Regions from separate parts of the Mus musculus genome. Here region 2 is linked to region 1. Evidence: chromatin loops called from intact Hi-C (ENCODE). Cell type or tissue: left cerebral cortex. All regions are shown on one strand. Each heading gives the region's core, and the rest is flanking DNA. Links, peaks and the distances in the headings are about the cores only.

The links. Hi-C counts contacts between places; a loop is a spot of excess contacts. Peaks named below come from ENCODE experiments on the same cell type or tissue, not always from the same donor. Only the 100,000 strongest peaks of a DNase experiment are listed, where the experiment ranks them.
Region 2: a loop joins it to region 1, with 2.4 times the contacts of the local background. A loop is called at or near these places in 3 of 42 quality-filtered maps.

The regions. Positions count from the first base shown.
Region 1 is chr7:91,292,929-91,301,449 of GRCm38, reverse strand. The region is part of intron 1 of Dlg2 (discs large MAGUK scaffold protein 2); the gene reads right to left. Among named protein-coding and RNA genes, the nearest start is that of Gm24552, 54 kb to the right of the region's middle. In left cerebral cortex, for the core only: no CTCF peak of the experiment used is centred there; DNase peaks (open chromatin) are centred at 4,317, 4,439 and 5,108; H3K27ac peaks cover 2,269 bases.
Region 2 is chr7:91,409,839-91,418,359 of GRCm38, reverse strand. The region is part of intron 1 of Dlg2 (discs large MAGUK scaffold protein 2); the gene reads right to left. Among named protein-coding and RNA genes, the nearest start is that of Gm24552, 170 kb to the right of the region's middle. In left cerebral cortex, for the core only: a CTCF peak has its summit at 6,047; DNase peaks (open chromatin) are centred at 3,384, 4,010 and 6,049; H3K27ac peaks cover 2,936 bases.

The DNA.
Region 1 (8,521 bases), core at 279-8,278:
TTTTTATCATTTAATACCATCAAATTCTACTCTCTGTAGAATGAATGTTCATTCTATCCCATTATGTTGGGAACAGTATTCTCTGACACAGAGCTGTATTGTGATGCCCCCTGACTCTCTTTGCTGTTTCTGCAGGTCATGGCAATGTACTCATATTTAGAAGCCACTCTCACCTTCAACCCTTCTCTGCTGGAATATGGGATATTCAAAAGCAAAAGCATCTGCTTACATTTTCTAAACTATTTCTGCATACATTTACACAAAATCAAATTTCTTTGAAATCTATAGATCCTCTCCTTACACTTTTGTTCACCAGAATAAAGATAATATATGTAAAGTGCTAGAATGTCAGCATGTGGCACTTGCTTAGTAAATGTTAGTAGCTATTACCAGTAACTGGGTTTCTCAAGTTTCAAAGATCTCAATGACATATACTGCATGAGAAACTGAAATGCTATCAGCACAAAATCTTCCTACTGTTATTAACTTTCAAGTAAATAAAAAATTATCATTTAGGTACTCTTGCTTCCTGAGATAGAGTACCTGGGGTCTTTCTTTTTTAAATTCATGTTCCTGAGACAAAACTAATAGCCATACTGGGATATAATGAAGCAATAATCTATTTTGGATATACTGACTTTATCAATGAATGTGTTTGTTGAGAGGCAATATTTCCAGCTGAAATAGAAAATTTTGCTTTAGCAGCAAGTGAGCCAAGAATAATGAGGAAATGACTCACTTTACTAGCATTAAGTATGAACACATGAATGAGCAGGTAGATAGCTTGGTAATAATCGTGTACTTAAGTATGTAAGTGTTTCAGGATGAGCACCATTGACATCATCGTTCTTGTATTTAATTACACTCCTCCCATTGTCCTACCTACACAACAGTGATTAAAGTAATGGCTTGACAATTCTCCAGATACAGTCCACCATAAATAAAACTTTTATTACAGTTCCAAGATGCTCCATCAGGAAACTAGGGATGTGAGTTTTGGTACTCGCATGTGACCTCCTAGATCAGTAGGAAGAAGGAGAAATTAATGGCTGAGCAAACACAGAAACATGCATGCACACGGGTCATACACTGTGTGGAGCATGAGACAAATAATTTCAGACTTTGGATGGAGCATGTAAATGATATACACTCAGAAACACCTTTCAGCCAGGTGTCATGGAGCAGGCCTGCAATCTCCGTCTGTGGAGTGTCAGCAGAGGATCAGGAATTGTAAGCCAGCTTGAGCTATTTAAGCAAGGCTCTGTCGTGAAAAACAAAATGAAAAGCAAAACGTTTTACTAATTTAATGTTTATGCAAATGTAGTGTGTCAAAAGAACAAAAAACAAAGGACAAAATTTGGAAAGAATTTCTTTTCTCCTTATGACCCTTGAAATGAGTTTATAGAAGAGATGTTTCCACTCTCACTTATTTCAGCATTAGAAACGGTAGCCAAGATATTCAAGCAGCCCCTATCTCAGAAAATATATGTGCATAATTAAATGCTACACAGCTGTCTTAGTCAGGGTTTCTATTCCTGCACAAACATCATGACCAAAAAAGCACTTGGGGAGGAAAGGGTTTATTCAGCTTACTCTTCCACATTGCTGTTCATCACCAAAGGAAGTCAAGACTGGAACTCAAACAGGTCAGGAAGCAGGAGCTGATGCAGAGGCCATGGAGGGATGTTCTTTACTGGCTTGCTTCCTCTGGCTTGCTCAGCCTGCTCTCCCACAGAACCAAGACAACCAGCCCAGAGATGGCCCCACCCACAAGGGGACCTCCCCCTTGATCACTAATTGAGAAAATGCCTTACAGCTGGATCTCATGGAGGCATTTTCCCAACTGAAGCTCCTTTCTTTGTGATAAGTCCAGCCTGTGTCATGTTGACACACAAAACTAGCCAGTACAACAGCCTTACAAATACGGAAAGTTCACCGTTTTTAGTAATTTGTAATTTGTACAACAAATACTAGAAATACAAGTCACTTACTAGAAGCAAAACATAGACAATCTCTTCTGTATGTGGAATATAAAAATGTTGATCTCATCGGAACAGAGAATAGAGAATTAATAGCCAGGGGGTGGAGTGAAATGGGAAAGAAAAAAATGTAGAAATGAAAGAAAGAAAGAAAGAAAGAAAGAAAGAAAGAAAGAAAGAAAGAAAGAAAGAAAGAAAGAAAGAAAGAAGGAAGGAAGGAAGGAAGGAAGGAAGAAAGGAAGAAAGGAAGAAAGAAAGACAGACCACAAAGTTTAACCTTGAGAAATAAATTTTAGTGACCTGCTACTGTGTACAATAGCCATAGTTAGCAATTATGTGTTGCCTGCCTTAAAATTTCTAAGGGCATAGAATGTGTTCCCAGTACAGAAATTGAGTTAGTTGATGAAATAATGTGAACTCAACTAAGTTGTTTTTGTTTCCTACAATATACAATTAAGTTAAACTTACTGTACCACCTAAATATACAAAGTCATTGTCAATCAACAAGCTAAAGTATTTATTTTAAATCAGAAACATTTTCATCTCATTGCAAAGAGTGTAGAGCATAAGAAAGAAACTGAAGAACTGCTATTACCTGTATCCAATTTAATAGCAGCTCTTTGTTGACTGGCTGCTGAATCAGCAAAGAGGGAGCAGGTTATCTACTTTCGTCAGACTTAGGCCTGACACAGCTTTTTTTGTGTGTTCTACATGCTATCATTTCCATTAAGGGAATTATGTCTTAGACTGCTTACATGATTTACCCCAAATGACATAGGAGGCAGCCTTAGTCAGTCCAACTCCAGTTTCGCTGACCAAAATGTGCTTGGATTTAACCACTGCATTTATACAGTGACAGGAAATGAAACTGAAAGGTAACAGACAACTCTGGCTTATTCAATACTTTCCATCTATTCGGGAATTACTATACATACAAATGCAGTGTATTAGATACTTTCCATCTATACTGCAATTACTATGATGATGGCATAAAATGTAGGTCTGTACCATATAGTAACTTGTTTCATCCCAAAGGATATTTTCTCATCAGTTACTTTTAGTTTTAAATGTCCATTACATTCACTTATGGGAGGTAGGGTGGAAGCATGTAATTGTATGCATGCCGAAGAGAACTTCTACCAGATAGTTCTGAAGCAGACTCCTAATGAAGCATCTCTCAGATCCTCTGCTTTTTTTGTACAGTTTACTTGGCCCCTTTACCTCTGTCACCTAAGACTGTAAATTCCATCCATCCAATTTAAGTTGAGCTCAGAGGCGATTATCACCTTTTTATGCCTTCCATTATCTACATTTAACTTTTCTCTTGATATCACATATCTTTATTTTAATTTTGGCTCTATTATCTCCTCTACAAGATTCCTGAGGCTTTACATACCCATATCATAGCTGTGTCTTCTCTGTGATAACTCTTCCAGTATGTTTGTTACTGCCAATAACTCAAGAGTAGAAAAAAGGCATTTAAATACCCTCTGTATTGATCATTCTATGAGAATGTGAATGTGAAACAAATAGAGAGGAAAACTGCAAAAAATTATTCAGCAATATAGAAATAAATTATGTAAAAACATTATGTATTTACATATCAGTTAAAGGTGTCTAGAAATTTTATATATTTACCACAGTAGGACTTCCAACTTTAGGTATCTATTTGTGTAAAATTATATGAGTAAAAATCACTCTTCAGAAACTACCATGTGACAGACTTATTGTACTACAAAATCACTGTACTGTCTGAGAAACAGACTGATTGTCATAACGTATGAATGTTCAAGTCTGACTGGCTTCTGTCTAAGATAATCTAAGGGCACATCTAATCTTGAGACATTTCAACAGGACCCTAATGTGCAGAGATTGTGCTAGAAACAGTAATCTAATAACAAAAGTCCCAAACCCATTGTATTTACAGGTTTGTGTTCAGCCACACCCATGCAGTCCTAGGCTTCATATGCTACATGTGCTCGCTATGTTTTTGATATGACTCTGAATAGTTTGGTTCTCTTGTCATATCTTATGCTTAAATTAAAAAAAGAAATGGGTTACAGAACTAAACAAAGAATTCTCAACTAAGGAATACCGAATGGCTGAGAAACACCTGAAAAAATGTTCAACATCCTTAATCATCAGGGAAATGCAAATCAAAACAACCCTGAGATTCCATCTCACACCAGTCAGAATAACTAAGATCAAAAGTTCAGGTGACAGCAGATGCTGGCGAGGATATGGAGAAAGTGGAACACTCACTCCTCCATTGCTGGTGGGATTGCAAGCTGGTACAACCACTCTGGAAATCAGTCTGGCAGTTCCTCAGAAAATTGGACATAGTACTACTGGAAGATCCAGCTATATGTCTTCTGGGCATATACCCAGAAGATGTTCAATTTATAATAAGGACACATGCTTCACTATGTTCATAGCAGCCTTATTTATAATAGCCAGAAGCTGGAAAGAACCCAGATGTCCCTCAACAGAGGAATGGATATAGAAAATGTGGTACACTTACACAATGGAGTACTCAGCAATTAAAAACAATGAATTTATGAAATTCTTAGGCAAGTGGATGGATCTGGAGGATATCATCCTGAATGAGGTAACCCAATCACAAAAGAACACACATGATTTGTACTCACTGATAAGTGGATATTAACCCAGAAACTTAGAATATCCAAGATATAATTTGCAAAACACATGAAACTCAAGAAGAAGGAAGACTAAAGTGTGGATACTTTGTTCCTTCTTAGAATGGGGAACAAAATACCCATGGAAGGAGTTACATCAATGGGAGGAGAGGCTCTTGGTCTTGCAAAGATCATAAGCCCCAGTACAGGGGAATGCTACCCTCACCACAATATACTGATATTAGCAAAGGCATTTCTAACTGTCCTTGAACAGGCTGCATGAAATAAGCCAAGTTTAGAAAGATAAATTTCACAGTTTTATTTTCATATAGAATTCAAAAAAAGTTAACTTGTACAGATAGCTGTTTCCTCTTCCTTTGCTGGCTTCCCCTCTCCACAATCCATCCTTTTTATAAACCTATCCTGGTACATATTGCATGTTCATCTTCACCACCAGACTAGGATCCTGCTTTTAGCCTCAGCAAACAGCATCATGTTCAGCACACAGCACGTGTGGGTGTTCACAGATGAATTCATGAATGTGGGCTTACGTAAAATTCTCAGATCTGGAGACTCACTGAGATGTTAAAAAAGAACAAGCCTTCTTCCCCTTCTTACTTCTTGCTCTTTTAAACAAGCTTTTAATGTAGTGTATTGTGCAAAACAACTTACTTTTTTTCATAATTACTTCTAATGTTTCATGATTAAAATCTTTTGAAAATTTTGCCTATGTACATGCATACACAGACACAATGCATGCACACACATGTGTGTGTATGTATATAAAATATGTGTGAATATGCCCATTATAAACTTCCCAGTAATGGGAATTGCCATAATTATAGATTCTCAATGCAAAAAACTAACAGCAACAAAACCCAGTTTATTTCTCCTAACTTCCACCAGATATACTCTTTCATGTTGAATTTAGACTGAAATCAAAACAAAACAAAACAAAACAAAAAGACATTTTGTCAGCATGTCAATTGAAAACCACCTTTCTTTGTTGCCATAGGGAAAATGCACAGGTTCTATGAACTGAGCTTGGATCACAAGTCACATTTACCACTGTGGTATCTTCCAAGATCCTATACTACTTATTAAGCCACACCATCGTGTTGCTATAATACCTCATCACAACATAGTAAAGCATTCCCACATAGTGTGTCATGGCATAAACACCAAAAGCTACTGAAATTAAACAAAGAACTCCATCACCTAAAACGTACTGCCATCCATTATTTTCCCTGAAAAAAAATTAACAATGGTCTGTTGCAGCTAATACATATATATTTCCACAACAGAGCAGTCATGCTCTACACACTGTATACAAAATGAAATGATAATAAATTGTTCCCCAAATAAGTTTATGTGCTTCTAATATAATTCCATAAGCTTATACTGTCCATAGGATGAAGCCTCTGATGTACAAAATCTGACCCTTACAACATCTAAGGGTTTCTTTCTCCTCACTCTTCTTTCTGATTATCTAGCTCTCATCTTTACAGTATTCCCCAGAGACTCCACAACAGCCACAAAGTCTAGCTTTTTCCATACTGATTTTTCTATCTGAAATGTTCCTTTTCTATTCATTTGGAAAATTTTGACTTATTGTTCAGAGTATAAACAGAACATTTTTCTCAATTGTATTGCCAATGCAGTTATTTTTATTAAATGTTCTCTATGCCCCCATGGGCATTCTGTTTATGGCCCCATGATTAATCCATGTGATTGCTATATCACATGTGACCTCAAATAGACCAAATGGCTAGTGAAGATACACTACCATCTTCTTATCCTTGGAGTGTATCACTCATAAACATTATACAGTTACTACAACACACAACAGAAAAATATTAAAGAAGGCAAAGAAAGGCAGAGATGGAAGCCTGGTCTGGGTCTTAAGACCAATGGTTCAGTCATTGCTATGAATGCTCTGATCATTCTGCCTCCCTCCCTCATAGAGAGATGTGATGATGCTAGGAAATGAAGACACAGAGAACCAAGGAAGTAAAAATGCTTCTGCTCATAAATAGATCCTAGCATTCAATATTCTGACACTTAGCATCCAAATAGTATTGAGTGTGTCCAGTAGAACTGAATGATTTATATGCAGACAATTAGGAAGAGTTCATCAAGAACTTCAGAAGATAAAAACTGGGCCTAGTGATGCCTGACAGAACTCTGGCACTTTATCTCATCAGTCTCCTTGGTTTGCCACAAAATGTGTTTGCCTGAGTTCTTGCCACAAATGTTCTTATCAAGAAAGGCATGCTTTAACACAAAGCGAAGATTATGCTGTGATGTGAGCACAAAAGAATAAAGGCATGTAAAAATGTTCATGTGATTAAGAAGCTAACCACTAAAAAAAAAAAAACAAACAAACAAAATCAATCAATCAATAAATAAATAAGAATTCAGACGGAGGAACCTTGAATAGCTGAGAAGCACCTAAAGAAATGTCCAAAGTCCTTAGTGATCAGAGAAACACAAATCAAAATGATCCTGAGATTCTACCTTACACCAATCAGAATGTCTAAGATCAAAATCTCATTTGACAGCACCTGTTGGGGAGGATGTGGAGAAAGAAGAACATGCCTCCATTGCTGGTAGGATTGCAAACTATTTCACCCACTTTGGAAATCAATCTGGAGGTTCCTCAGAAAATTGGAAATAGTGGTATTAAGACAATACCACTCTTGGGAACATACCCAAAAGATGCCCCACCATAGCACAGGTGCCCGTGTTCCACTATGTTCATAGCAGCCTTGCTTGTGCTAGCCAGAGTTGGAACTAACCCAGATGTCTCACAACAGAAGAATGGATACAGAAAATGTGGTTCATTTACACAATGGAATACTACTTAGCTATTACGAATGAGGACATCCTGAGTTTTCCAGGTAAATGGATGGAACTAGAAAATGTCATCTTGAGTGAGGTAACTCAGACCCAAAAGGAATAAGAGTGGATATTAGAAAAAAGAAAGAAAGAAAGAAAGAAAGAAAGAAAGAAAGAAAGAAAGAAAGAAAGAACAGACTACCAAAGATGCAGTCCATGGAACTCTTAAAGGTCAACAAGCTGAAGTGAGGACGCCTCATTGCCACTTAAGTGGGAGAAGAAAGCAATAACAAGTGGTGAGGGAGGGAGGGACCTGGGAGGGAAAGTGGATGGGTGTGGGGGAGGGGATGATGTGGTATTGGACAAGGAGAGGACTGAAGCTCTGAGGGCCAGCAGAAAGAATGGAAACAGGCAACCTCGGGAGGTGGGAGGTTGGGGAAACCCTCCAGAATGTACCAGAGACCTGGGAGGTGAAAGCCTTTTGGACATCAAACGAAGGAACTTTGAAGATGCCTTACAGTGGGGAAAAGGAACTTGTGGAGCCCATCTCCAGCAGAAGGTCAGGGCATCAAGTGAGGGAGGGGGTTGCCATTCCACAGTCAAAACTCTGACCCATAATTGTTCCTGTCTGAAAGAACTACAACAGGGATGGAAATGGAGAGGAGCCTGAGGAAAAGAAGTTCCAGCGACAGGCCCAAAGTGGGATCCAGCTCAAGGGAGGTCCCAAGGCCTGACACTATTACTTAGGCTATGGAGTGCTCACAAAAAGGGACCTATCATGACTGTCACCCAAAAGACCCAACAAGAAGCTGAAAGAGTCAGATGCAGATATTTACACCCAACCAATGGACAGAAGCTGCTGACTCCTGTGATTGGATTAGGGAAAAGCTGGAAGAAGCTGAGGAAGAGGGCTGCCCTGTAGGAGGACCAGCAGTCTCAGTTAACCTGGACCCCCGAGATCTCTCAAACACTGGACCACCAACCAGGCAGCATACACTAGCTGATATGAGACCTCCCCCCCACCCCCCCAACACATATACAGCACAGGACTACCATGTCTGTGTTCAG
Region 2 (8,521 bases), core at 188-8,187, 120 kb before region 1:
TCAATAATCCAGGTAAATGCTGGGTAGGCATGGAGGGCCAGCCCAGTGCCCAGAAGGCAGAAATGGGAATCTATCTAGTGAGACTAGTGGTTAAATGGAAATCTATCTAGTTAGACTAGTGGTTAAATGGGAATCTATCTAGTTAGACTAGTGGTTAAATGGGAATCTATCTAGTTAGACTAGTGGTTAAATGGGAATCTATCTAGTGAGACTAGTGGTTAAATGGGAATCTATCTAGTTAGACTAGTGGTATCAGAGATACTTCTGGTTCTGATTGAGAAATTGTGTTTCAATATATAAGTCAGAAATTGATTGAGGAATCCTGTAGAAGTCATTATCCAGCCTTCATATGCACCACGTATACACAAGTACTTGTGTATCTGCATATACATGTATGAGCATAGGTAGGTGTGTGGAAGTGAATGCACACATGCATACATACCAAACACATAAAAGGGAAACAAAGCCACCAAAAGGAAATTAAAGTAATCCTTCACTGTGGCAATAGTTACCTGTTTCATTTTTTCCTCCTTGTAAAAGGTTTTATCAACATACATTCTAAAAGTCATATTTTATAAGTTTAAAAAGCTATTTTGCTTTCATTTTTATATAATTGCAGAGTGACTGTAAACCTCTAACTCTCTCTTTTGGAAATTTGGTTTCTGTTTATAATGATCACAGGACCATAATTGTCTAAAGAAGCCACAGTGGTATGCACCTGGGACCACAATGAAAGATCCCCAAGGCAAGGCTCCTTCAGCCAACCTGCCACTGATCTACTCTGTACTATTTACACTCCAGAAAAGACATAAGCCAATATTGTGGATGCTCTCTTCTTGAAGCCCTTAACAGAGCTGGTTTTCTTTCTGCTTTGCTCTGGTCTCTGATTCTGCTTTCTCAATGATGCCTATTCTAATCTTTTATTTAATCTTAACACGTTTCCTTTTGTATTTTTAAATTATTTGATTAATAGTATATATCAGTTATGAGTGTTCCACAATTAACATTTTATTATAAATGTTATTTATTTCTGGCTCCCCAGATACACATGGTAGATATTATTCCCTTCACACCTCCTGTATTATTTCTCCTCTCTATGAAAAGAATTCAAAACTTTATGTTTGCCCTGTTTGTTTTAGTAGCAACATATGTGATTTTGTTTTGTTTTGTTTTGATTTGATTTGATTTTAAATGGAGGTGGTTATTTCTCTATGAATCAAAGAATGCTCCCAGAAGAGCTGATGATTATATGCAATGCAGGAACATATTTAAAGACAAGAACAAAGCTCATTGCTGGAATGAAATGTCTAGCCGGGCAGTGGTGGTGCATACCTTTAAACCCAGCACTTGTCAGAAAGAGACAGATGGATTTCAGAGATCAAGGCCAGCCTGGTCTACAGAGTGAGTTCCAGGACAGCCAAGGCTTTACAGAGAAACCCTGTCTCTAAAAAAACGAACGAACGAACGAACGAACGAACGAACGAACGAACGAATGAACGAACGAACGAACGAAGAACTAGGGAGGAAGGGAGGAAGGGAGGAAGGGAGGAAGGGAGGAAGGAAGGAAGGAAGGAAGGAAGGAAGGAAGGAAGGAAGGAAGGAAGGAAGAAATGTCTAGGTAAGCAGGAATAAATGGCAACTAGTGAAGCCTACGCACATCAAACTCCTCGTCTGGAGGAGTGAGTAGCAAGAGCACAAAAACAAAGGACTGAGCAGACTATGTGACGAGGCATGGAGGTAATGCTTGAAAAGGTTGAACGTACGAATTAAATAATTTTTGAATAATTCATGTCTACAAATGTTACAAGTACTCTTTACGTGATTTTCACATCCTTATTCTTGTGTGTATATACATATGTCTTATGTGTATGTACACATGACGACTCTCGCTAACATCCTTGTTGCCCATCTTTTTCTTGGTTTTCATATTATTAATTTCTTTGCATGTATGTTTTACACAGTTCACTGTAACTGTAACCCTACAAAAGTAGCATTGTCTCAATCTCTTCCTTTTATAATCGTGGTAATATTGTAAAAGCAATATCTAAAAAGACTATTAACAAATATTCTCTGATTAAACTCACCCATCCAGAGAAAAGTTTTTGTTAAGTATCTGTAATGTACTTGATACAATGTTGCGGCACAAAAATTGAGTTCAAACTCCACTATTAAATTCAGAATGGAGATAAAAGGAATAATTTATTGTCAGTGCTTCACTCTTGGCAGCACAGTCTGGTGTCTATACTCTGAAAGGAGCACATCTAATTCAATAAGATTGAAAGATGGCTTAGGGAATGCTTTTGTAAAATGCTATTGTTGGTATTACTTTTTCTGAAAATAAAATACATACTAGACATTTTTAAGGTTTGCTATAGAATTCAGCACCTCAAATATGGTAGGCAAGCCCTCTGCCACTGCTACATTCTATATTTTATATGGAATTAAAGCAAATTTAGGGATATATTCTCATAGTATGATTATATACCAAAAGATAACTTCTCACACTAGAATACTAAAATTCTTCTCACAAAGAAATGTATACAAATCTATTCATCTTATACATTGAATGAAAAATAGCATTTTTCAGCATATCTATCTATCTATCTATCTATCTATCTATCTATGTATCTATCTAACATCTATTTGTGTTTGGTATTGGAGAGAGCATTGTGTACCATGGTACTGAAATAGAAGTGAAAGGAGAACTGCTTATTGGTTCTCTCCTTCCATCATGGGAAACCTGGGAGTTGAACTCAGACCATCGACTTTGGTGAAAGTGCTTTTACCCAATGAACTTCAACAGCAGCCTGAATTTTTCTTATTAGACCTTAATCAATTATTCAACATACATTCAAATCCAGTAGTATGCACCACCAAAAGCTTATATAAGAAGGAGCATGAAAACTACAGAAACTTTTACTAGAGGAGGAAAATGTTTTCATCCAATTGTTTCTTAAAATAAATCAAGGATTAATATTAATTGACCACAGAGAAAATGAAAGGGAAAAAGGCCTCCGAGGATAGAGTATATGTGCAAGTTACAAAAGCATGAAAATGAGGACCACTGTGGGTGCCCTTGGCATATGGGAGTACTGGCAAAGTGTATCTGTGAGATAATGAACATGATGCTAATGGTACCAGAATAAGTTTGGATATGCTGGGGAGGTGGAGTATATAAAGAGTAGAGGGCTGTCACAGATAACTGAATTAGTGGATATGAGTAGAAGAAGAGAGGATGATTAAACAATTCCTATAAATGTAATTCAGGCAAGAGAGGAGAGAGTGCTAAATTAGAGCAATGTCAGGGGAGAGAAAAACAGATGGAGGCATATGTGACAGGACTAGGTGGCTGATGGGATGTGGGGGCTGATAGAGAATGAGACAACTGGGCTAAGTCCCAAGTTTCTGGTTGGAGCAGTGGAATGCATGGAAGGTGTCACTCACCATGAGAGTGCAAGACAAGGCGGTGGAAGATGAGCAAATTTGGGCATGTGAAGTCTGGAGTCCTCTAGAACATCAAGATGACAGACTTCTAGAATCAATGGGAGGAATTAGGCCAGAGACGCTAATGGAGAGCTAGTGTGAGCACCCAATATCCTCAAGACCCCATCAAATGTTTGCAGTATTGTCCTAGGGGTTTCACTAAGCCATAGAGGTTTTCCTGCATCATAGATACACTTAAAATATGGCAAAAATGTGTCGTTAAATACATTGACTATCCTAAAACATGGAGTACAAATACTGCATAGGATTCCAGGGGAAGAACCCAATGACCACACTAATCACAGCCTCTGTAATTTGTTTCTACAGTCTTAGATTCACAATGCATGGCGCTCTCACTTAGGTTCTCAGAGACATATAGGCATCCTGTTCTGTCCTTGGGTTTATGGGGAAGACATTTAAAGAAGACTGAGTCAAACCACTTCAGAAGCTTTGTATGAACTAGGGTTCTGTGAGCAACCATTTAGATACCAATCTAGAAGAATCCAACACTCCCAGCTTGGAGTAAAATCCAGCAAGCTGTCACTGTGCTCAGTTGGCTGTATGTCATAATAAGAAATACTGAGTCACTGTGGACACACTGGGAAGTAGAAAGAATCAGTAAGCTATTTGAACATTATAGTCCTTTTGGAATGAATGTTGGTCTTAGTTCTCAATTTCGTTCTTATTCTATGTAAGTGAAGTCATTCACAGATATCCAATTCTTTTCAGTTCACTCCAGTAGTCATGTGCTAAGAGGTCAGACACTTCTTTTCTATTTGGTTGCTACATGCTGTCTAAAAAACACACACTACAAAGTACAGAAAATTGTTCCTGCTATCATGTAGGCTCTCCAGAAGAAATTTTTAGTATTCAACTAGCTGTCTCATTAGAAGAAAGAGCATTTATTAAAGTGCTAAGATTCAGTCAGGGGGAGTGTGTGTTTTAAAATCGAATAGAACATCCTTTCTCCACTTATATCCACAGCTGATTACCCCTTTTCTTGTGATGTAATTCATCATTTTATTCCATTTTGTAAATATTTAAAGAACAGAAGTACCACTTTTGCAAGAAGATGTTATGAGAAGTTGCAGAGAGTGTGTGCTTTAATTAAAAGCTCTTTCACTCTTGACCCATGACATAAACAGTGACTTGAATACATAGGATGTTCCATGTTTTTCTCCATCACATTCTCCTGCTTAAAGCCAGGCTTGTCATAGTGTCATTATGTGCCATATTTACTTCCTCTGTGAGGCATTATCACCATGCTCTTCCCTCTAGCAATAAGCCAATATTTTTTTCCATAAAGTGAGATGAAAAGAAGATGAAAATTTCAGAAAAACTGTACACCACAACCATCAGACAATTTTGCTTTTATAAAATGTAATTTTACATTTAAACTATGGTAGATTATATTTTTATTTTATACATCTATGGATGGAGTCATCAAATAATAAATATAAAAATAATAATCAGTTATCTGGAAGTTTAAAAAACATGGTAGATATTACACAATTCAAGCTTAATCAGTATAAATTTTCTTTTTTTTTTTTTTTTTTTTTTTGGTTTACAAATGATTTAGGAATCAAATAGCAGCAACTTTTCAAAGTGAAGTCTGTGTGATGGGGAAAAAGAAAAGGCTGGCTTGCTAGGATAACATGAAGCCAGATGACCTACAGCTTTAAATCACAGTCCAACAGGCTCAGTTTGCTTGAATAAGTATTCAGAGTCCAAGTTAGGTTCTTCAGTAAAAAGAAATGTAGCAAACATTATATTTAAAAAGATTCATTAGCCTAATCAGGGACTTGGATAGCAAGGAATGCAATTATATTAACCTTTCAAGAGATGAAGATATTTTGAAGGAAACTCAAAGATTTTGTTTTCAGCAATAAAAATAGAATTAAGAATGACACTATGATTTACAAAGACGACAGCAATACATGATGGACTGATTCTATAACTGTATGTACATATGGATAAAGCTGGCTGTATATTCATGTCTGTGTGTTCAATGATTTGCAGTAGCAAAAGAACTAAAGGGTGCTGTTTTACAATATTTCTGTGTGCATGGATAAGCTGTTTCATAAATGATAAGACTAGTCACTCTCCTCTATAGAGACCCAGGTTTAAATGGCAGAACATGATGTGAAGAAACTATACAATTCATTTATGTGTAGCAGGGGAGGCATGTCCATGTATTTTCAGGAATTTGGCTAAGAGATATTGGTCCTCCTCATTTCATTTCATTTCATTCCTGCCCCAGATGTTGCCAACAGTGCAGGATGCCAATTTCATTGATTGCTTATGCTCAACCCAATAAAAGAATGAGAACTCGAAGCTTCCTTGCAAGGTCTACTCAACCCATGTCATCTTCTGGGTTTATCTGTCCCTTCAACATCAAAACTCTTGTGGTGGGCTGCTCCTACAGATAACAGTTCAACAGTCGCAGATATTTCCATTTCAGACAGATAGTTATTCATAAGCATATCTGAAAGGATTTTGGTCGATCTGCTTCACGCAGCAGAATTTGAATAAGCATTTGCTTCTGATTTCGCCCACCACTGCTCCCTCTCTCTGCTGCTTTTAAAAGCATCTGCTATCACAGATGCAAAAGATATGTCGCTATGAGCAACTGCTCTGTTTGGAGGAGCTGTGTCTCATGCCTGAAGTTCACTGGTACCCACAAAGCAATGAATGGAGAAACTCTCACAATCCACCTGGGTCTAGTCAAGAACTTTAAAACTTATCCTTCCTACATGTTTGTGGCTTAAGAGTTTTGACTCTATAATGCTTGATATACACAAATGGATATATGTACAGTAAATGGGAGTTTGGGAGAATAGCAATAAAATTAATACTGATTAAATAGCTGTGACAAAAAGTATTTTTTGTATGTTTTCTGCTCTGATAATTTATCTCTGTAGCTCTTGGTACAATACACACTTTGACTTGTTTTCCCCACACACATTTCAATTTATCCATGATCACTCATTATAATCGCACATATTGTCCTGTAACACAAATATTTCATATATCATATATCATACTTTTACTCTCTGATATGTATTTGTACTATTTTCAGGGTTTTCTTTGCTTTCTCTCTTTAGGAATGAAGCTACTTGAGGAAATGTAGTTTCCTTGCATTGCTCCAAGAAACATAACTAGGAAGAGAAAGTCTAAGTCAGAATGTTCAGTTTTGACAAACGGTAATAATTTGCACCCCCCCCCCTGCCCAAAAAAAAGGTTACAATCCCAACGATGTAAAAGTATTAACTTAGGATCATCTGAAAGTGCCAGGAAGCTTATGTTTTGCTTCGAACTTATGTTCCTTCATTACCTGTGAGGTTGGGTGTCTTCTCTCTCTCTCTCTCTCTCTCTCTCTCTCTCTCTCTCTCTCTCTCTCTCTCTCTCTCTCCCCGTCTCCCTTAAAGAGTTCTTGCTTCATTTGTTTGTTTTGATTTTTTGAGACTAGGTCTCACTATGTAGCCTAGCCTGGCCTCAAACTTGAGATCCTCCCAAGCCTCTAATTATTTGCCACACACACACACTACACATACTACACACACACACACACACACACACTACACACACACACATACACTACACACACACACATACACTACACACACACACATACACTACACACACACACACTACACACACTACACACACACACACACACACACTACACACACACATACACTACACACACACACACACACACACATACACTACACTACACTACACTACACTACACACACACACACACACACATAAGTATCTAAATATATAAAAGCAACGTGTTAAATCTGTTTAATATTACATTTAGTGCTACATTTCATGGATGGCCACTTGATAATGAATAATCAATTAGTGGATCATCCTTGGAGAATATTAATGTCCCCACTCTCAGATTTCCTTATTTTCTGGCCCTTAAAGTCTTTCTGTGCTTTTAAAAAAGACTTGTTTCAGTTTTTAATCTACCTGTATGTGTGTGCATTATGCATCATCTCTCTCTCTCTCTCTCTCTCTCTCTCTCTCTCTCTCTCTCTCTCTCTCTGTGTGTGTGTGTGTGTGTGTGTGTGTGGCCATCAGAAGAAAGCATTTGATACCCTGAAGCTGGAGATATGGGTGGTTGTGAGGTACCTGATGAAGGGGTTAAGAGTCAAGCTTGTGATCTAGAGGAGAGCCACCTCTGCCCTTAATCAATGAGGGATCTATCCATCACCTAATTGGAAGCTCTAAAAGATATCATTTTTTAAAAATATATATTCCACAGAATGTAAACCTCTATTGTGTGATGTTTTAACCACTTTTACTGATTTCACTTAACTTGGCTACTCCCTATCATACTACTATAAATCATGGATCTTTTCATTTTCCCATAACAGTATTAATTTTTCATATTTTAGAACAATTGAGAAATAGCTGATAATTTCACATCTGGGTATTACATGCCATAGTATCTGAATGCATATTACTTGGTTTGTTGTTATATTAAGCACATTTTAAATTTATTCAAAATCAGATTACATTTTCATGAAATAAATATGTATAATTATATCAAGTTCTTCATTGACACTAATTATCCATTATGCCTCAAAGTTAATTTTTCTTGTATTTATACCTCAGTATTACTTCATTTAAAACCTCTTAGTATAATTTTTTCCATATTATACTTTCAAACCTTATACCAGTCAGAATGGCTAGGAGTAAATAGAAAATGTGGTACATTTACACAATGGAGTACTACTCAGCTATTAAAAAGAATGAATTTATGAAATTCCTAGGCAAATGGATGGACCTGGAGGGCATCATCCTGAGTGTGGTAACCCAATCACAAAGGAACTCACACAATATGTACTCACTGATAAGTGGATATTAGCCCAGAAACTTAGGATACCCAAGATATAAGATATAATTTGCTAAATGCATGAAACTCAAGAAGAACGAAGACCAAAGTGTGGACACTTTGCCCCTTCTTAGAATTGGAAGCAAAACACCCATGGAAGGAGTTACAGAGATAAAGTTTGGAGCTGTG